Regions from separate parts of the Mus musculus genome. Here region 2 is linked to region 1. The links are chromatin loops, found by intact Hi-C in ENCODE. Cell type or tissue: left cerebral cortex. All regions are shown on one strand. Each heading gives the region's core, and the rest is flanking DNA. Links, peaks and the distances in the headings are about the cores only.

Region 1 (10,739 bases), core at 1,894-9,893:
CACAAACACACACACACACACAAGACCTTAAATCCAATCTTGTAAAAATGATAGAGGCCTTTAAAGAAGAAATGAATAAATCCCTTAAAATATAGGAAAATGCAATTAAACAGGTGAAGGAATTAAATAAAACTGAAGTAATAAAGAAAACACAACCTAAAGTAATCCTGGGGATTGAAAACCTAGGGAAGAGAACAGGAAAAACAGATGCAAGCATCACCAACAGAATACAAGAGCTGGAAAAGAGAATCTCAGACATAGAAAATACAATAGAAGAAATTGATACATTAGTGAAAGAATATATTAAATCTAGACAATTCCTGGCACAAAACATCCAGGAATTCTGAGATACCATAAAAAAAAAACAAACAAACAAACAAAAAACCTAACCTAAGAATAACAGGAATAGAAGAAGGTCAAGAGTCCTAGCTCCAAGGGCCAGAAAATATTCTCAACAAAATCATAGAAGAAAAAAATTCCTAATCTAAATAAAGAGATAAACATTCATGAAATTTATAGCACACCAATTAGACTGGACCAGAAAAGAAAAATCTTCCTACCACATAATAATCAAAACACAAAATCTACAGAACAAAGAAAGAATATTAAAAGTGGCAAGGGGGAAAGGCCAGGTAACAGACCAAGGCAGACCTATTAGAATTACACCCGACTTCGCAACAGGAACTCAAAAAGCTAGAAAGGCCTGGATAGATATCTTGCAGCCTCTAAAAAAAAAACCACAGATACAAACCTAGACGACTATACCTAGCAAAACTCTCAATCATCATAGATGGAGAAAACGAGATATTTCAAGACATATCCAAATTTAGACAATATCTATCCACAAATCCAGCCCTACAGAAAAACTAGCATGAAAATTCCAATCCAAGGACAACTACATCCAAGCAAACACAGGAAATAAGTAATTCCATACCAGCAAAAACGAAGGAAACACACACACTAACACCACCAAAATCAAAATAACAGGAATTAACACTGGCCATTAGTATCTCTCAACATCAGTGGACTCAATTTCCCAATAAAAAGACACAGGCTAACAGAATGGAGGAGAAAACAGGATCCATCATTCTGCTGCATACAAGAAACACACCTCAGAAATAAAAGATAGACATTACCTCAGAGTAAAAGGCTGGAAACAAAGTTTTCCAAGCAAATGGACCAAAGAAGCAAGCTAGAGTAGCCATCCTAGTAAAATAGACTTGCAACCAAAATTAATCAAAAGAGACAGGGAAAAACCCTTCATACTCATCAAAGGAAAAATCTTTCAAGATAATATCTCAATTCTGGACATCTATGCCCCAAACACAAGGGCACCGACATTTGTAAAAAGAAACATTGTTCATTGCTGAAGCTTAAATCACACATCAAACCCCACACGTTAATAGTAGGAGACTTCAACACACCACTCTCAGCAATTGACAGATTATCTAGACAAAAACTAAAAGAGAAATAATAAAGCTAACAATAGACATTATGAATCAAATGGACCTAACAGACATCTACAGAATATTTCACTCAAACACAAAAATATATACTTTCTTCTCAGCACTGCATGGACCTTCTCCAAGATTGACCATATAGTTGGTCACAAAGCAAGCCTCAACAGATACAAGAAAATTTAATTAATGCCTTGCATCTTATCAGACCACCATGGGTTAAAGCTGGACTTCAACAACAACAGAAACACCAGAAAGTCTACGCACACATAAAAATTAAACAACACTCCACTCAATGATCTCTGAGTCAGAAAAGAAATAAAAAAGAAAATTAAAGACTTTCTAGAAGTAAATGAAAATGAAGGCACAACATACCCAATTTAATGGGACACGATGAAAGCAGTGCTAAGAGGAAAATTCATTGCACTAAGTGCCTCCACAAAGAAATTAGAAAGTTCTCATACCAGCAATTTAAAAGTACATCTAAAAGCTCTACAGAAGAAGGGGGAGGAAGAGGAGGAGGGGAGGAGGAAAAGCAAGCACACACAAAGAGGAGTAGAAAAAGCAGGAAATAATCTAATCAAAATCAGGGCTGAAATCAATCAGAAACAAAGAAAGAAATACAATGAAACCAAGAACTCGTTCTTTAAGAAAATCAACAAGATAGACAAACCCTTAGCCAAGTTAACCAAAAGACAGAGAGACCTTATCTGAATAAACAAAGTCAGAAATGAAAGAGGGACATAATGACAGACACTGAGAAAATTCAAAGAACCATGAGGTCTTACTTCAATCGTCTGTACTCCACATAAATTGGAAAATCTTAACAAAATGGACGACTTTCTAGACAGATACCACTTACCAAAGTTAAATCCAGATCAGGGAAATGATTTAAAGAGCCTTGTAACTCCTAAGGAAATAGAAGCAGACAAATATCTCTCAACCAAAAAAAAAAAAAAAAAAAGCCAAGAGCCAGATGGTTTTAGTTCAGAATTCTACCACACCTCAAAAAGAGCTACTACCAATACTCCACAAACTATCCCACAAAATAGAAACAGAAGGAACACTGCCAAACTCATTCAACGAAGCCACAGTCATCCTGATACCTAAACCACACAAAGAACCCCAAAAAGGCAAAACAAATAGAATCAAATTGAAGACCCTGAGATAAATTCACACACCTATGGATACTTTAACTTTTACAAAGAAGGCAAAACCATACAATGGAAAAAAGAAAGTATCTCAACAAATGGTGTTGGTCTAACTGGATGTCTGTATGTAGAAGAATGCAAATAGATCCATATCTATTACCCTGCACATAACTCAAGTTCAAGTGGATTAAAGACCTCAACATAAAAACAGATATAATAAATCTAATAAAACAGAAAGTGGGGAATAGCCTTAAACTCACTGGTACAGGAGACAAGTTCCTAAACAGAACACCAATGGTTCAGGCTCTATGATCAACAGTTGCTAGGTGGGACCTCATTAAACTAAAGCTTCTGTAAGCCAAAGGGCACTGTCCATAGGACAAAATGGCAGCCTGCACATTGAGAAAGGATCTTCACTGAGTCTACATCTGACAGAGAGCTAATATCCAAAATTTATGAAAAACTCAAGAAGTTAACAACCCAAACAACCCAATTATAAAATGGGGAACAGAGCTAAACAGAATTCTCAACAGAGGAGTCTCAAGTGGCTGAGAAGCACTTAAAGAAATGTTCAAAGTCCTTAGTCATCAAGGAAATGCAAATCATAACAATTCTGCGATTCCATCTTACATCAGAATGACTAATATCAACAACTCAAGTGACAGCACATGCTGGCGAGGGTATGGAGCAAGGGGAACACTCCTCCATTGCTGGTTGGAGTGCAAACTTGTACAACAACTTTGTAGATCAATACGGCATTTTCTCAGAAAACTGGGAGTAGTTCTACCTCAAGACTCAGCTATACCACTCCTGGGTGTATACCCAAAAGATGCTCTACCATCTCACAACGACATCTGCTCAAACATGTTCATAGCAGATTTATTCATAATAACCAGAAACTAGATACAACCTAGATGCCCCTCAACTGAAGAATGTATAAAGAAAATGTGATGTATCTACACAATGGAGTATATTCAACTATTAAAAACTAAGACATCATGAATTTTGCAGGCAAATGGGTGGAACTTGAGAATATCATCCTGAGTGAGGTAATCCATACCCAAAAGAACATGCATGGTATATACTTACTTATAAGTGGATATTAGCCATAAAATACCGGAGACCCATGTTACACTCCACAGACTCAAAGAAGCTAAACAAGAAGGAAGGCCCAAACAAGGATACTTGAATCTCACTTAGAAGAGGGCATAAAATAGTCATAGGAGGAGGGAGAGATGGAGGGAGAAAAGGGTGGGAGAGGAGATGTGGAGGGGAAAGGGGGGGGGTCATTCAGGATCAGATGCGGGGAGGGGCAAGATAGATGGCCAGATGGCCATGAAAATGAATGGAGAGCGGGGCAGTGGTGGTACATGCCTTCAATCCCAGCACTTGGGAGGCAGAGGCAGGTGGATTTCTGAGTTCAAGGCAGCTTGCTCTACAGAGCGAGTTCCAGGACAGCCAGAGCTATACAGAGAAACCTGTCTCGAAAAACCAAAAAAAGAAAAAAGAAAAGAAAAGGAATGGAAATCTGCAACTGATGGGGGTGGGAAGGTGGGGGTGGATCTCAAGAATTTGCCAGAGACCTGGGGTAGGAGAGATAATCAAGAATCAATGGGAGGGGGCGACCTTAGCTGTGACTCACAGCATTGGGGATATGGAACCTGAAAAGGCTAGGCAGGAACTCCAGTGGATCGATTGGGACACCAACCCACCCACAAAACATCCAGCCCCAAATTTATCCTATCTACAAGAAATGCAGGGATGGGGAAGGAGCAGAGACTGGGGAAACAGCCTAGCAATAGCAGGTCCAACTAGAGAACCATGCCATGGGCAAGCAACAATCCCTGACACTGTTAATGATACTCTGCTATGCTTGCAGACAGGAGTCTAGCGTGGCTGTCCTCTTAGAGGCTTAGAAGGGGGAATACAATAGCCATAGGAGGCAGATGGAGGGAAGGAACAGGGTGGGAGAGGGGAGTGTGGGGGGTTCAGGATCAGGAGTGGGGAGGGACAGAAGAGATGGCCAGATGGCCATGAGAATGAATGGAAATAAGTCCCCCAGCAGCTGACTCAGACAAATGCAGAGACCCACAGCCAAACAGAGGATGGAGCTTGGGGACTCTTATTGGAAGAGTTGGGGGAAGGGCTGAAGGACCAAAAGGGGATAGGAACTCCACAGGAAAGCCAAAAGAGTCAACTAACCTGGACCCTTGGAGCTCTCAGAAACTGAACTACCAACCAAAGAGCATACACCGGCTGGACCTAGAGCTCCACCCCACCCCCACATCTGTAGCAGATGTGTAGCCTGGTCTTCATGTGGGTCCTGAACAACTGGAGCAGGGCTATCCCAAAAGCTGCTGCCTGTTTGTGGACTATGTTCTTCCATCTGTCTTGTCTGGTCTCACTAGGAGGGGATGTGCCTAGCCCCACAGAGACATGATATGCCAAGGCTGGACAAGAATACTCGGGGGACCTACACCCTCTCACAGGAGAAGGGGATGGGGATAAGGGAGGAACTGTGGGAGGGGACACAGATAGGGATACCGAGTAAAGGAACATTTTTTTATGTGTATGAGTGTTTGCTTTGCATGTCTGTAACTGTACCATGTGCACGCCCATTGCCTGTGAAGGCCAGAAGAGGGCATCAGATCCCCTGGAACCGTACTTTTGAGCCACTATATGAGCTCTGGTAAAGCAGCCAGTGTGCTTAACTGCCAAGCCATCTCTCCAGCTTCCGTTTTTGTTTTCTTAAAGCTATAAGCTTAGCTGAATGCTTTTTAAAAGCACAGTTCCACTTCCTTAGAAGATACAGTGTTGTTCAGATTATCCATAGAATTTTTAAAATGTGCTGTGGTATTATGGAATCCCATAGACTTTTTGTCATTATATAAAGCATATTATCGTTATTGGTAAATATTCTTTTAAAAACACTTATTTTTAGCCAGGCATGGTGGCATATGCCTTTAATTCCAGCACTTGGGAGGCAGAGGCAGGTGGATTTCTGAGTTTGAGGCCAGCCTGGTCTGCAGAGTGAGTTCCAGGACAGCCAGAGAAACCCTGTCTCAAAAAACAAAACAAAACAAAATATGTATATATAAAACCTGAAAGCTGCAGACCTCAGAGCTATGGACAAGTCAGAGACATAAACTAGATTCTCAATCCCACCCTCTCTAAATTAGCCTTTAAAACCAGTGAAAGTTGGCCCAACTTTCTACCCGTGGCCTTTCCTAGAGCAAGATATAACCCCTCAGAAGGCAGGATTCCTCCTCTATGAGATTATGTTTGAAAGCCACCCCCCTTTTCCACCCTGTTTAAGAGACTATTGCTGCAGACATTATTAACTGGTCTCTTCTGAAGAATCTCCAGTCTCTCCAACAGGTCCAGACTGCAATCTATTCTAGGGTTCGAGACACCTATCCAGTTCCTTTCTTGGTGCCTTGTCATTTATTCTGACCTGGGGACCAAGTGTACATCAAGAAGTTTCAGAAATAGAAACCTGACTCCCGCCTGAAGGATGCCTGCATGGACTCATCACTTCCATGACAAGCCTGTTCCAACCAGGAGCAGAAATGGAAACCAGCTTACCTGGACCAGATGCACTCAAGCTAAGGCTTTCACAACCTATACTCCTGTTTGGTTATATATGCCCTCTGAGTCTGGCTAGACTGTCTGCTTAATCCTTTACTCTTGCCTCATTCCGCACTGGGAAAATCCTGACAGAGACAAAGTACACTGGAGCCAAATAGCATATGTTTAAAACTGATCTCATAAAACTTTTTGTTTTGTTTTGTTTTGTTTTTTGTTTTTGCTTTTTTTTTTTTTGAGACAGGGTTTCTCTGTGTAGCTCTAGCTGTCCTGGAACTCACTCTGTAGACCAGGCTGTCCTCAAACTCACAGAGATCCACCTGCTTCTCCTGAATGGTGGAACTAAAGGTGTGTGCCACCAGACACAAAACTCTTAAACCTTCCCGCAATCAAGGCTAAAAGTTACCTTCTGACAGAATTAGAGAGATTGCCTTCTAAAATCCTACATGATTAGAAAACATTATATATTTATTATTATTAAAAATAAACTTCATGAAAAATGAAAGATCATTTAGATAAGAAACAGTACAGCTGGGTTCATGCCTTTAGTCCCAGCACTCAAGAGACAGAGGCAGGCAGATCTCCGTGAGTTCAAGCTAGCCTGGTCTACAGAGTTAGTTCCAGGACAAACAGAGGCAAGTGAGACCCTGTCTCAAATAAACAAACAAACAAGACAACATAATTCCTGGTATCATAAAATATTTTATTAAAATCCATGGCTTACAACCTTCCTCGTTGGCCTGAATGGCCCCTTCCACTTCCTTTTTATAAGACTTGCCTTGCATAGTCAAATGACTTTTAAAGTTCATCAGACAAATTGCCTTGGTTAAACTAATGATCCTCAGGACCCAGTATTTATCCCTTAGCCAAGGTCTAAGACTTGAAAGTAACAGAAAGGGAGGGGGTGTAAGGGATAAAATGACTACGGAAACCCATCACGTGCCAACTTTATTTTGTGTCTGTCTAGATGCTTCGCCGTCCATCCTCCAACAGCCTTGGCAACGCTTTTTGGAACAGTCTATGAACTTGACCATGGTCCAAACATATTATGTAGTGTCTGGAATATACAGCTGAGCATTGTAAAGAAAGATGTTTCTAGGCCACTCCAAATCCCTTACTAGTGTAACTTCCACGTCAGACACTGATGTAACTGTGCCTTTCTTTTTAAATGCCATACACCTGACTGGGGCACCAAGAGACTTCACAGCGGCACAGGTCACTCTTGATCTCGCCATTAATAAAAAGAACTCCAAACTTTTAATTAGTTTAATCGGCATGGTTGTCAATAATTATCTCGCCTGGATAATTTCACTGTGACAGTATATTGATGTATAGCTGCTCTCCAATGTGCTCAAATGTGGTTGTAAACACTTGGTCTCATGGATCATAGCATAGCAGCTTGGATTGTTCTACCTCTGAATGACTTCTTCAATGTCCAGATGCACCGCTGTAAAAAACTATGTGCACCACTTTCTAATAAACCCTTTGTCATCTCTGTCTCCATGCATGCTGTGTGACTAGTACAGCCATTCTCACCTTTAACTTTTTTTCCTGTTTACAGGTTCATCAGGATGCTCTGCTGCGGTCCTAATAATGTATGTCCTGCTGTTCTTCTTCAGGCATGTTTAGAGCTGTAAAACACCCCTGTTTGCTTTGCTGTAAGCACATCTGTTTATGCTGCAGCTTTGGGACATTGGTTTTTGCAAACATCCAAATGTGTAATTTTTTGTACAAATGGATAACGAGCTGCTCTGCTAGCACATTCACACGCAGTGATGTGGTGGTACAACCTCGGATCTCCCGTGTCATAATTCCAGGAGTGTGGATGTCCAGCACCCCTGAGTCCTGCTAGACGTTTACATTTGTGTGTGTTTCTGTAGCAGTGTATTTGTCTACAATGTGCTTGAATGAGCTTGTGAACACTTGGTCTCATGGATTCTAGAATATCAGTTAGAATCGCTCTACCTCTGAGCTTGTTCGTCAATATCAGGGTGCACTGTTAGAACAATATGTTCATATGCCCTGATTTCTAATAATATTTTTATCACTTCTGTTACACACATCTGTGTTTGGTGCAGACCAATACAACCATCCTTGCCACCATAGGTTTATTACCTCCCGGTATGTGTCCACCTCAGGGCACTGCTGTACTTCTAAAAACATATGTGATATATATTTCTAATTTAGAAATCTTCAGAGCTATACAAGAACCTCCATCTGCTCTGTTACAAATGTAAATCTGGTTACACTGCATAGTAGGACATCAATTTTTGGCAAACATGCAACTGTGTGGTGTTTCCATCCAAGGAAGGTGTGAGCTGCTGTGCTGGCCCATCCACGTGCATCCATGTGCATCGATGAAGCAGTACATCCTTTTATCCTTTATAGAATTTTCACAAGGGCAGATGCCCCATACCCATGGGCCCTCTTTTAATATCACATTTCTATTGTTTCTGTAAGAGTCCGTGTGTATACGGCTGTTCTCATCCGATGCATTTGGGTTTGCATGTAAATAAAGGGCCTCACAGACACTACAACACCTGTTTCAACCGTGCTTCCTTTGAAATGGTTCTTCAGTGTCGAGTGCGGTTTAGCACCAATATAGTGACCTACTGTACCCGATATTGCTATGGTTGCATGAACATGCAACTCTGACGGCTTAAATTAAAACGATTTTTTAGGATGAAGTGATTTTTTTGTTTGTTTGTTTTTGGTATAAGAAGCAAGACTGGGGAACCTTGGCCATCCTGACAGCAGACAGTGGATGGTGCGTAAGTATTCATTATCGCAGTCTCTTTGATCTGTGTATCTGAACTTCTGCATCATTAACGATTTTAAACATATCATTTCCCTCGAATTAATAATCTGTATGCTGAAGTTCTTGGAGAAATACATGTCGATGGTCCTAGCCTATTCTGAAATTTGTCAGAATCAAAAGATAAGGGGCAGAGGGGGAAGAGGCTGGGTAGCAGTTGCACAGGTCAGAGGTCTCGGCACAGTTGCTCAGGAAAGAGCAAGTCCCAGCACCTGGTGTAGTGTGGTAATTGTGGTTTCCTATTTATTATGCTTTTGTTCTTTTCTTATTTAAAAACAAGTTACATGTAATATATTTTGATCATATTATTCCCCCGCCCCAACTCCTTTCAGATTCTCCCCACTTGCCTACCCACCTAACTTCATGTTCTTTTTATCTATCAGACCAAAAACAAAAACACCTTCCCAAAGGTCAAACCAAAACAACAACATCAAAAGGCAAAATAACCAAAGCAAACCAAAAAGCAAACAATGAAAAAAAAAACCCAACATCGAGTCTGTTTTGGTTAGTAAACTACTCCTGGGCATGGGACCTACCCTGGAGTACGCTTTGATATAGTAGCTAGTGACCCTGCATTGAACAAAATTGATTTTTCCCCTTCAAGACTCTCTATGCAAGGTTTACAGATCTATGTGGAAGAGGGGGCAGAAAGATGGTAAGAGCCAGGGGTGATGGACAGCTCCAAGGAAATGGTGTCCTCCAGACACAGCAGGATTGATGCCCATATGAACTTCCACATACTGTGGCAGCATGCACAAACCCTGCAAGGGCTCAAATTCCAGCACAGGGAAGGGGGGGCAGACACAAACTCTCACCCCTAGCCAAGAATCTATTCACAAGTGATTATGTGTTTTTAAAGACTTGAAGAGAGTGGGGCTGGAGAGGTGGCTCACTTAAGAACACTTGCTCTGGCAGAGGACCTGGGGTTAGTTCTCAGCATGCACATTGCACGGGGGCATAGTTCATAACAAAACTACCTATAACTTCAGGAGACCACATTCCTTCTGTCTACTGCAGGCATCTACACACATAGCTACTACTCAGGTGCACACACAAAGTAAGTAAGAGATGCATGAAAAAGAAATCTCTTTCTTAAGTGGGAAGTTCATGGGCTCTCGTCACAAGGAAACGGTATATGCCCAAGGAGACAGAGCACCAAACACTCTTGGCACACTCTGCATCGTGTGCGTCAAACCATCACCTTGTACTTTGTGTTCAAGGAGAAAAACTAGTTTCCATAGACATGAATACAGAAGATTCCACAGGAGTTGAGGACAGACACACCTTACATTGATTTTTACATGTGTACCAGTGAGCCCTATTTGTAGTCATTAAGAAGTGCAGTCAAGTCCTGAGTGACTCCCATGTTTTGGGACTAATATGTATCCCAGGAGTGGCAGTGAAGCCTGTATCGAGTACCAGGGCAGTCTGATTTCAAACAGCTCAGGTGGATGCAGATGCCTTGTCCCCTGGAGATCACCACAAGGATGCTGGAGACTGACTCCTCCTAGGGTGCACACTGTTGGCCAGGCATGGAGGAGATGGAATAGTTCAAGTTCAGGCTCCTCCCCTTGAGAGCTGACATCCCCTCAGGGTCTCCAATAAAATACAACTGCTTCTTTCTGTTTCTTGTATCTCTCTCCACCCTGTTTGCTCTGAGTGGGCTCTGCTTTCCCTCACTGTCTTTATAGGGGTCTCGGATTCTACTGATGTTCCAAGAGCAAAATGCAT
Region 2 (10,739 bases), core at 1,718-9,717, 140 kb after region 1:
TACTGCTTGGTTGGGGAGGGCAGCCCTAACAGGCCAGGCCTGGGGCTCCATGGCTTTGAGGAATGGGGAATGAGTCCCCCTAGGACTCATTATCTATTCTGCTTGGAAGGTAGTAAGGTTCTCAGTGGGTAGCCTCTGCTCTCCTTTAAAAGAGAGAAGGGAGAAGGCACAGGCTGGCAGTAAAGATGTTGGTTCCGCTCTGGCTCGTGTGAGGACATCCTTGAGGTTTAGAAAACAGCCGAGGCTCCTCAGCTCCCAGAAATCAGCCCTGTTTCCCCAGCCCACAGAAGATGAACCTCACTCTCTCCACCTAGCACATTTGTCCGAGCATATCTGCTACTCTAACCAATATATGTGCTACCTGGTTGTGATGCCACACAGTCCCAGGACAAAGCTACACACAGCCTAGGTACTTGATGCTAGAATCACAAGCCACATCTTGAGACCATATAATTTCCTGAACCAAGCAGGTGGCTACCTTATTTATTACACAGGACAGCCACTTGGAAGCAAAGAAAAACCAATAAGCCCTCTTCCATTCTGCAGGCTACATGTGAGCGAGGCTTTGCCGCCATGGAGGAGACACATCAGAAGAAGATTGAAGACCTACAGAGGCAACACCAGCGGGAGCTAGAGAAGCTGCGGGAGGAAAAAGACCGCCTCCTGGCTGAGGAGACAGCTGCCACCATATCAGGTGGGACTAAGTCCACGAGCACAGGTTTCCCATGTCTTGGGCTGAACCTGTAGTTCACAAGAGGATTGGCCTTAACATTGCTTTTCCCTAAGATTTAACTTCTTAGTGGGTGGTGGTGGGCAGCATCTCTATCCTTGGCCATCCTTAAACTCGCTATGTACATGAGGATAACCTTGAACCCACTCTCCTCCACTCACTTCCCCGTGCTGGAGTAACAGATAAAAGACATGTACCGTCCCACCCTGTGAACGTATTGCTGGAGATTAAACATGGTTCCATGCATGGTACTAGTCCAAATCAGTGCCAGCCATAGCCTTAAGCTTCATTTTGGAGAGAGGTATTTGAAGATTCAAAGTGAGTCAAGGACTAGCTAGAGAAATCTATTGAGAGCCTCCAAACTAAAAGCTAGTGCCCCAGCTATTTGTGACATTGCAGAGATGGTCCCCAATAGGCGTCCCTCACTTGGAGTAATCTTCGACAGAGCATGGATATACTCTAACACAGCCCCTGCAAGTGTTTCTCACCCATGTCATGTTGAAGTTTCAGTGGCTTATGTTAACAGCAGGGGAAAGTGAAGCAGCTCTCAGACACTTAATTTGTAAACTCATGTGTGAAGAGAGCATTGACATTTACCTAATTACTGTAGAGTTTTTCTGATAGCAAATATAACATACCTGTAGCCAGGGGGAATTAGTTTGTGAATTTTTTCAGCCTTTATCTATCCCAGAGAGGGAGTCCTACTGCTGCTGAAATCAGAGTCAACAGGGGACAGACATTACATTAGCCTATCATTGGCCTTGTGGAGGGATAATCTAGTAGAGACACTGCCACTTGTAGCCCTAGATTTTGTTGCTGAAGGTTGGTTATGTCCTTCCTGCAGCCATTGAAGCCATGAAGAATGCTCACCGAGAGGAGATGGAACGAGAGTTAGAGAAGAGCCAGCGGTCTCAGATCAGCAGCATCAATTCAGACATAGAAGCCCTGAGGCGACAGTACCTGTGAGTCACCAACCCTGTGAGAGCCCTGTGGGAGAGGGCTACTTTACCAAGTCTAAGACAGCTTTAAGGATGCTCTTGGGGAGGCGAGGAGACCTTGGTTCTAACGACAACCCACACTACTTTGCTCTCAAGACTGAGCCTTAAGATGCAGATAAACAAATGTAACAAGTGACATTTTAAAATCATAACTTAAGCTAGACATGATGATATTTGTAATCCCAGTACTTAGTAGCCTGAGGCTGGAAGATTGCCACAAATCTGAAGCCAGCCTGGACTGTATATGGAGACCCTATTCTAAAACGAAACAAAGTACTTTGTACTTATTAGGGTTGACTGCAGACATCATCCCCCAATTTGTTTGGACCACTGCTACTATATCAGCACCTTAAAAGGAACCAGGGTCTAGCTGGTGTTTTATGCTTGGTATACCACAGCAGTTTGTGTTAAAAGTAGCCACAGCTGGGCGGTGGTGGCGCACACCTTTAATCCCAGCACTTGGGAGGCAGAGGCAGGTGGATTTCTGAGTTCAAGACCAGCCTGGTCTACAAAGTGAGTTCCAGGACAGCCAGGGCTATACAGAGAAGCCCTGTCTCAGAAAACCAAAAAAAAAAAAAAAAAAAAAGAAGAAAGAAAGAAAGTAGCCACGGTGTTCTAGGATTCTCATGAACTGACTACACACGTAGCACAAAGTGCAGCATGGAAACACCTTGTGACGTTTTCCTCGGTAGGAGTCACTTCGGGGAGGGGACCCTTGGGTTAGTACCAGAAGTATCTATGGATAAGACTTTGCTGAGGTCTCTGGAGTGTTCTGGGGCTAAAAGCAACAACTCAAGAAGTCCAGTGGTCAGGCTTCCTGGACTGGAGGCTCATCTAGAAGGTCCTTCTCGACTCTTCTGGCCATGGGGTGCTGAGAAGAGTCCCTCCAGGACTGGTTTCCTGTTGTGCCGAGTGTCTGTGCTTTGAAATGATACACTGCCCAAGTGGTGCTCTCCACCTATGACCTCTCAGAAACACAGCTCTGCTGTCACACTGGTTCTGCCCCCTAGTAGCATCACCAGTGTGCCAGCTGTGGCTAGCCCAGAAAAGATAGAGTCATTTCTGCAAAGTGTCCCAGACATTCTGTGGGCAGACACTGTGCTATCACTGTCTAGCCGTCCGGGTCCTGCAGTGGGGGCAGGGCTGAGCATCCCCTCTCTCTGCAGGGAGGAGCTGCAGTCAGTGCAGCGGGAGCTGGAAGTCCTTTCAGAGCAGTACTCCCAAAAGTGCCTGGAGAATGCACACCTAGCCCAGGCGCTGGAGGCCGAGCGTCAGGCCCTGCGGCAATGCCAGCGTGAGAACCAGGAGCTCAACGCCCACAACCAGGTAAGGCCAAAAAGCTAAGCCCCACCTTCATTTGGGCTACTGGCCATGATACTACCACATCTGCCCTTCCTGAGACTTAAGAATCTGGTGACTTCTCTGAATCTCTAGTCCTCTAGTTGAAGTATCTCAGAGTTGGGGTCTCTGTCCTGCAGTGCTGGGCTTACTCTCTCACATTTGTTTCTATAAGTCATGTTCTTAAAATTTAGTGCTCCTTAGAAAATTGGGGTTCACTAGAATCCCAGATGAGTGGGATATGATACTGAGTTCAATATAAGCTCTTCTATCAACACCCTATTTTTGCCTGCTCCGTCTGTCATGCTTGCCCTCTGTGCCTTCTCAAACCACACTGCACTGTGGGTGTAACTACTTGGGAGTCACTGAACCACTGCAGTGGCTTGAAGAAGAGCACTTACCAGTCAGAAAGGCGTGAGAAATTGGAGGGACAGAAGTAGAGTAATCTTTGGGAGCTCAAGTGGGAAAAGATAACACTGCCCACAGCAGAACGATTTTAATTTTAAGATCCATGGAATCTTCGCTCTAGAGACACAATTGGCATTTTGCTGCTATGAGTTCTGAATCAGTTCTGAATTCAGCTGACCAAACATAGCAAATGTTCCAGGGAGGAAAACAGTCATTTGCAGTGGACATCTACTATTTTCTTATCCCTCCTCCCTGCATAATACGTTACAGCTAAGGACTTAGGAATTGTGTGGATGGTACTGGGTATTAGACATAATGTAGAGACAGCCTATTGTATATGGGAGGATTATGCAGATATTGTATGCCATTTGTAATGGGACTTGAACATCCACAGAATTTGGTGCCTAATAGAGGTCTCAGAACCAATTTCTGACAGGTTATAAGTCCTCACATAGCCTCACAACCTATATGAACAGCTTTTATGTATCCTTAAATGTCTACCTTAAACATAGCACTGAACATGCACAAGGCTTGGGGGCTCCATTCTTAGGCCTCTGTACGCTACTGGTTAAGAAGTGACCTTCTCTAGTGTCTTATGCAACTGTGTGTGGGGATGGTCACTGTTGTGTTGTGCTGTTGTCCCCCAGGAGCTGAATAACCGCCTGGCTGCGGAGATCACACGGTTGCGGACACTACTGACTGGAGACGGTGGTGGGGAGTCCACTGGGTTGCCTCTCACACAGGGCAAGGATGCCTATGAGTTAGAGGTACTGTAAGAAGCAAGGCACTGCCTTATTCAGGAGCTCCTGGGTCATACTAAAGCTCTTTATCTTAGAGTCATTGAGGGACCAGATTTTAAGAAAAGGCCAGAAGGGTACAGTTCAATAGAAGAATGCCTGCTTACATGCAAAACTCTGGGTTCATCTCTAGCTCTGTAGCAGCTACAAGAAAAGAAAGCTTCAAGCTAACTTTTGAAAGCTATGGGAAGGCCCAAAGTCATTGGTTAGCTGACAAGTACCCTGAGGTCCACAGGCAGAAACAGGGGTCCCTCTAGATGCCATGAGGATCTTCAGGGCTACAGGAATCCTGCTGTTCTCAGATTCTATTATGACTTAACTTCTCGGAGTCCAGGATGTTTGTTTTCAATCACAACAGCTCATTCTGCAGTGGCAAGCACATGTACTCCCAACTGCTTAGGAAGCTGAAGCAAGAGGATTCCAGAGAAGGCTAGAAAGAAAAAGCAAAAGCAAAAAACAACCGTTGAAAGAGGGAGAGAGAAAGGAAAGACTCTAATTCTCACATATTAGAGTTCTCAACATGTGGGTTGAGAGTCCCCCTGGGGCACACGTCAGATATCATACCTATTATATATTTATATTACAATTCATAACAGTAGCAAAATTACAGATATGAAGTAGCAGCAAAATAATTTTATGGTTGAGGGTCAGCACAACATGTATTAAAGGGTTGCAGCATTAGGAAGTTTGAGAACCACCAAATGAGGATGTAGGGCATCCTCAAGAGGACCCCAGTTAGGTTAAGGTTTTCCTTTATAGGTGACTCAGACAAGTGAACAAGAGGAGCTGGCTAGGGTGGGCAGAAATTCCTATAGGAACAGTGTATCTAGACCTTGACAGCTACATCTCCGGGAGCAAGCAAGTCAGTAGTGGGAACTCAGTGTAGTCCTCATGCCTCTGGACTAGCAAGGCTAACAGTATTTTCCCCTTTCCATTTCTGTAGAAGCACTGAGCAGTATTTAAGTCGTGTGTTCTGTTTAGTGTCAGTAAGGGTTGGCTCTCTTCCCCGAAATGTACAAAGCAACTGTCTGCCAGCCATGCTCTGTATATGCAGACTACAGGATACCTGGTTCCTGAGAGTCAGTCCTCATTTTCCCTCTTCTTATAGGTCTTGTTGCGGGTCAAAGAGTCAGAAATCCAGTACCTGAAACAGGAGATCAGCTCCCTCAAGGATGAACTCCAGACAGCCCTGCGGGTAAGGGCCAAGGGTGTGGAGGCAGGACAAAGAGGGGTGAAAGCTGAGAGGTCTGACCAGGTCCTGCTGGGCTCACTTTTTCATGGCAGGACACTCTACAAGATTGCAGTCCTAAAGTCAGGTTCCCTTAAAATACCAGCGTCTGAGCATATGCCTCAGAAGTAGGGCAGTCAGAAGGAAGCCTCTAGTCAGGCGGTGGTGGGTCTGTGTTTCCATGCATTTGGATAGGTACAGTAACACAGAGTGCTATGTGGGTGAAGTGAGGCTTGGTCTGCCATTTAGGCTGGTCTAGTTGGACCCATCTCAAAGGAATTTCTGGAGTCAGAAAGTAATGATGGAATCCTTGGTGTGATCAGGTCACTTAACAAATCTAAAACCTAGAGGCTCTCCCTGACTGACTTCCACAAGGAACTGTTAGACAGTCAGGACCACAGCAGGCTTGCCCCCTGTAGTCATCTACTTCCTGCATCATGTTTTCTTTAGTGTTCAGTCTTTGCCTCAGAGAGGGAGGGTACAGGGCCATTTCCGAGTGAGTCTGACACCCTGTCTGCAGCCGCCACTCACTTGTGCCTTTATCTGTCCAGGATAAGAAGTATGCTAGTGACAAGTACAAAGACATCTACACTGAGCTCAGCATTGCCAAGGCCAAGGCTGACTGCGACATCAGCAGGCTGAAGGAGCAGCTGAAAGCAGCCACAGAGGCACTGGGCGAGAAATCTCCTGAAGGCACTACTGTGTCAGGATATGGTGAGCGATCTGGGTGCTCCTCGTGAAGATGTTTTGGCACTTGAATCAAACCCAAAAAACTGTCTTGAGCCATCCCAAATCTCCTTTAGGCCCACATGCACGGGCTCCCCCGCGAGCTGCTCCTCCCATATCCTGCAGCTCCTTTACACAGAGCTGCTTCCATAGAAACAAGGGGTCATACTATCTGTTTCTGAAAAACTTAAGCAGGTAGGGGGAGTTCTTGCTAGTTCCTTAATCTAAATGTTTAGCCATAAAATCTTTGAGGGCCACAGGCAAGCAGAACAGAAGGAACCTACAGCCTGTTCAAGAACAACAAAACTGACCTGTTTTTGTGCTGGCTGAAAAGATCCAGGCACGGACTGGAGAGATGGCTCAGTAGTTAAGAGCACTGACTGCTCTTCCAGAGGTCCTGAGTTCAAATGGTGGCTCACAACCATCTGTAATGGGGGTCCGATGCCCTCTTCTGGTGTGTCTGAAGACAGCAACAGTGTACTCACATACATGAAATAAATAAATCTTTAAAAAAAAAAAAGAAAAGAAGAAGAAGAAGAATTATTGGAGAAAATATCCAGGTATTGTGCAGCACAGCGGGGAAAGAGGCTGCTGAGCCACGTACTGTTGGATTCTTTCTGATAACTGACGAGTTCATCTTAACTTCATCATGACCCTTTCTTTATAAAAGCCCCGCAAACTGAAAATCTGTTCAAATCCCCTAATATCCCTGTAACTGAACATTCCTTCAGCAAATTCAGGAACAGTATCCATGACAGCATTCAAATGTGCCTGCTGGGACAGTCCTCTGTGTTGCTCATGGGACACAGACACGGCTGTTCTGGAAGGCTGCTGACAACAGCACAGTTTACAGTCTAGCTCACTGTAAAACGGTGATCACCATGGTCACTGGGTAGGAAGCCAAGAAGCTGAGGCATTAGAGGGAGGAAGTGTGTGTTCTTTTGTCCTGCCGTGATAACTAACCTCGGAAGAGTATTCACAGAGTACTGCATCTGTAGACAAGTGCCACACATTGCCGAGTGCTAAGCATCATCCATGGACAGCCGTGCACACAACAGTCCACTCAGCGGTGCAGACTGACTGTGGGAAGACAGGGAGGTGTTTTTATGTTGATGTAAAGAGAATTTTTTGAGATTTGAGTAAACAAGGAAAGCCCCACACCCTGACATACTTTGTGGTATGGCCCAGTGTACACCTTTGTCATTTGTGTTTAAGACATTCTAAGAGCTGTTTTCTTGATGGGTGGATAATGAAAAGAATATGGACTGATTCCTTTTGATACTAGTCCTGTGTCAGAAATCAGCTAGAGATAATGAGGCCAGTTGGTATGCCCAGAAGTCAAGGTCTAATTCCAGAGTAGGAGATCCTATCCTTTGTTAACAGTATTATGTGTGTAGCTTAAACCCCAGTGGGAACCCAGTGCTCCAGTGCTTGGTTGGTTATTGGATTTAGGAAATGTATGGGTGCACTATGCTAGTGAACTCAGAACCTCCCATATGTTCTGTTTGGTTCACAAGATTGTAGAAAGCAAAAGTAATGAGTCTTTTTGTTCCTTCAGACATAATGAAATCTAAAAGCAATCCTGACTTCCTGAAGAAAGACAGATCCTGTGTTACCCGGCAACTCAGAAACATCAGGTCCAAGGTGAGTGAGGTCCAGCTTATAGATGAGGTGGGACTAGATGATGCTGGCAAGATCAAACCCAGTACAGGCACTACAGTGCAGGCCCTAGCCCAGCCATGTAGTCACAATGTTCAGATGATTCTAGTGGCTTCAAGAACCATGTTCCATGTCAGCAGAACCATCTCAGGGCCAGGGCTTCAAGAAGCAAGACATGAAGAGATTCGTGTCTCATACGAATCTTGAGCCTCTCAGAAGGTGGGGTAAATCTGACCTCTTGGCTCCACTGTATGTCTGTTCACTGCACATCTCTGTAATCACACTGACGCTGCCAACCTTGGAGAAATGAAGTCAAGGATCCCAGTGTGCTCTCAGATGGATGTGTCTGGGGGGTGGGGGAGAGGGCCTGGCCAGCGTGCTGCATTTAGAACTGATTGTGTGTGTGTCTTATTTTTTGCTCTTTCCTCTGACAGTCCGTAATTGAGCAGGTCTCATGGGATAACTGAGTCGCGCCCGCTTCCAAGTCCCCTGTCGTATAGGTAAACCACTTCTCACTCTGCCCACTGCCCTCACAGGCGGCTCTGCATGCACTCTCACACCTCCATAGCACATCTCTATGTAATTATCTTCACTCATCTTTCTCTGACAAACACACACCCAGTCTACATGAGATCTCAATAACTGTCCTGGAAGTTGGCACTCTAACCTCTCCACAGAGCTGAGCCTGCCCAAGGCCTCCTCATCTTGACGGGTGGGCACAATCCAGCATGCATACTGGGTGACTTGCACGACACTGAGCTCCTGTCTCCTGTCTTGGAAACAAATTGCAGGGAGATAGTAGATACCCACTGAGTCTGGCAAGCACTGCACTCTCATGAAAGACCTCAGATAACCAGGTGGTAACAAGGCTGTTTTGGGGAGACCCCTGCAGATAGCCAGGTGGTAACAAGGCTGTTTTGGGGAGACCCCTGCAGATAGCCAGGTGGTAACAAGGCTGTTTTGGGGAGACCCCTGCAGATAGCCAGGGGGTAACAAGGCTGTTTTGGGGAGACCCCTGCAGATAGCCAGGGGGTAACAAGGCTGTTTTGGGGAGACCCCTGCAGATAGCCAGGGGGTAACAAGGCTTTTTTGGGGAGACCCTGCAGATAGCCAGGGGGTAACAAGGCTGTTTTGGGGAGACCCCTGCAGATAGAACAGATCCCAGTTGTGCTGTTCTGTGTGGAACTGATCAATACTGCATGGGTAGAGTCTTAGAAATTATTTTGTTCCTAAAGGCCTGTCAACCATTCACACAGGGATAAACACGACCTGCTTTTGTTTTTCATGCAATACAAAAGTGTGTCTCCCCGTAGAAGGTAGTAGAGTTGGCCATGTGGAGTTCAGTGCCAGGAATGTTGTGCCCCAAGGATACATGTTGACCTTTTTTATACAGTGATAACAGCTTAAGGGCCCTGGCCTGGTTGGTCCCACCGGCAGTAAGTACCCAGGCGTGCCAGTTCCTACTCTACATGAGTCTCTCTACCTTCCAGCAAGACAGAAGCCAGCAAGGGCAATCAGCTTGAACTTAGAGGAAACAAGGTTGCCTTAGAGAAGAGTATTGAAAAAGCCCAAGGATTTTAACATTGGCTTTTTTAACTAATCTGTTTTGTTTTCTAGTTCCAAGCTAACTTATATGCTAATGTGGTTTAAGCATATTGGAGACTACTTTCTCCAACCTAAGGTTAAACTCAGCTCTTGCCCAGAAGCCCTCAGAAAGCACAGTGGTCACTATGAACAAGTGGCTTTTGGGTCAGAATAAGAAAGGATATCCAGGGATGGGCACCATGAAGAAGATATGTAATGAGGTGTGCCATCTACTTGTGAACTTGTGGGGATACCCAGCACACGGCTCAGTAACAAGGGACTGGGTAGTGGTAATGCTAGGAACAGGGAGGCTCTGTTCTAGCAAGATCCCTATGGCAAAGACAGCCTTGAGAGCCATGGAGGGCTCTTGTACTAAGCAGGGTCACTAGTCACACAGTGCTAGAGTAGCTCTGTGTTCTTGGAGTCACTAGAGCCCTGGTAGGTGGGAAAGGACATTGGTTTCCAGAGGACACCTGACCCTCAGAACAAGCAGGAGGGCAGAGACCTTGAGCTGTTTCTCACGTGATTTTTCAGGATTTGCATGGGGACCCAGTTCCATTGTTGTGCTCTGTGTCCAACCTCAGCACACGCATGCACAAAGTGGGGCCCGAGATGGCAGTGCATGTGTGCTGCCTTTGTGCGCTTGGAGCGTCCCAGGAGCCCTGTTAAGAGAGAGACCTGTGCTGGGTCGTGATTGGGACCTCCCTCACATGCTGTATCATCTCCTGCCTTGGTCAGCTTGCACAGCAGCAGCATGGCCTCTTGAGATCCATAGCAGAGAGGATTCTCCTCGGTGTGATCATGGGATGGGTGTGGAAGGCTGAGCCCTGAAGGTAACTGGCTGCACCTGAGGCCAGAAACCTCAGAGAAATGACACTTCTCAGGGTTCACCTCTAAGGGACAGTAGGTCTTGAATGCTCTGTCCTGAGAATGGTAGTGAGTACAGTGAGTAGGCTCACACTTCCTCTGGGCATCCATTGCCATGTAGGGCCACTATGGCCATTCAGAGCCTGCTCCTTCCACATGAGGATTTTCCTCCATCCAGCACATGGAACCCAGTCCTAGAGCACATTCTGTCCAACCAAAGGAGTCTCAGGACGCCTGATAATAAAGCCTCAGCTAGAACAGAACATTTACGGCAGTGCCAAAACCCCACTCCCCGGGGGTGCTTGGTTTGGCCAGTTGCTGAGTGGTAAGCCAAAAGACCTCTGTAACATCTTTTGGAAGTCTGGCTGACATGGAACTACCTGAACTCTGGAGGTGAGACTTCA

What was found. A loop is a pair of places that touch in the nucleus more often than their neighbours do. Peaks named below come from ENCODE experiments on the same cell type or tissue, not always from the same donor. Only the 100,000 strongest peaks of a DNase experiment are listed, where the experiment ranks them.
Region 2: it touches region 1 in a loop (2.6-fold over the local background); 14 of 42 quality-filtered maps call a loop at or near these places.

Annotation. Positions count from the first base shown.
Region 1 is chr11:59,619,184-59,629,922 of GRCm38, forward strand. No RefSeq gene overlaps it. Among named protein-coding and RNA genes, the nearest start is that of Olfr225, 12 kb to the left of the region's middle. In left cerebral cortex, for the core only: a CTCF peak has its summit at 5,239 (motif pointing right); a DNase peak (open chromatin) is centred at 5,255.
Region 2 is chr11:59,763,834-59,774,572 of GRCm38, forward strand. Mprip (myosin phosphatase Rho interacting protein) reads left to right here. Exons shown (of 24, transcript NM_001368931.1): 17 at 547-694; 18 at 1,575-1,692; 19 at 2,895-3,054; 20 at 4,122-4,241; 21 at 5,380-5,466; 22 at 6,051-6,213; 23 at 7,784-7,869. Gm51899 (a long non-coding RNA gene) reads right to left here and starts at 5,421. Exons shown (of 2, transcript XR_003949691.1): 1 at 5,338-5,421; 2 at 3,523-4,701. In left cerebral cortex, for the core only: a CTCF peak has its summit at 6,681 (motif pointing left); a DNase peak (open chromatin) is centred at 5,670; H3K27ac peaks cover 222 bases.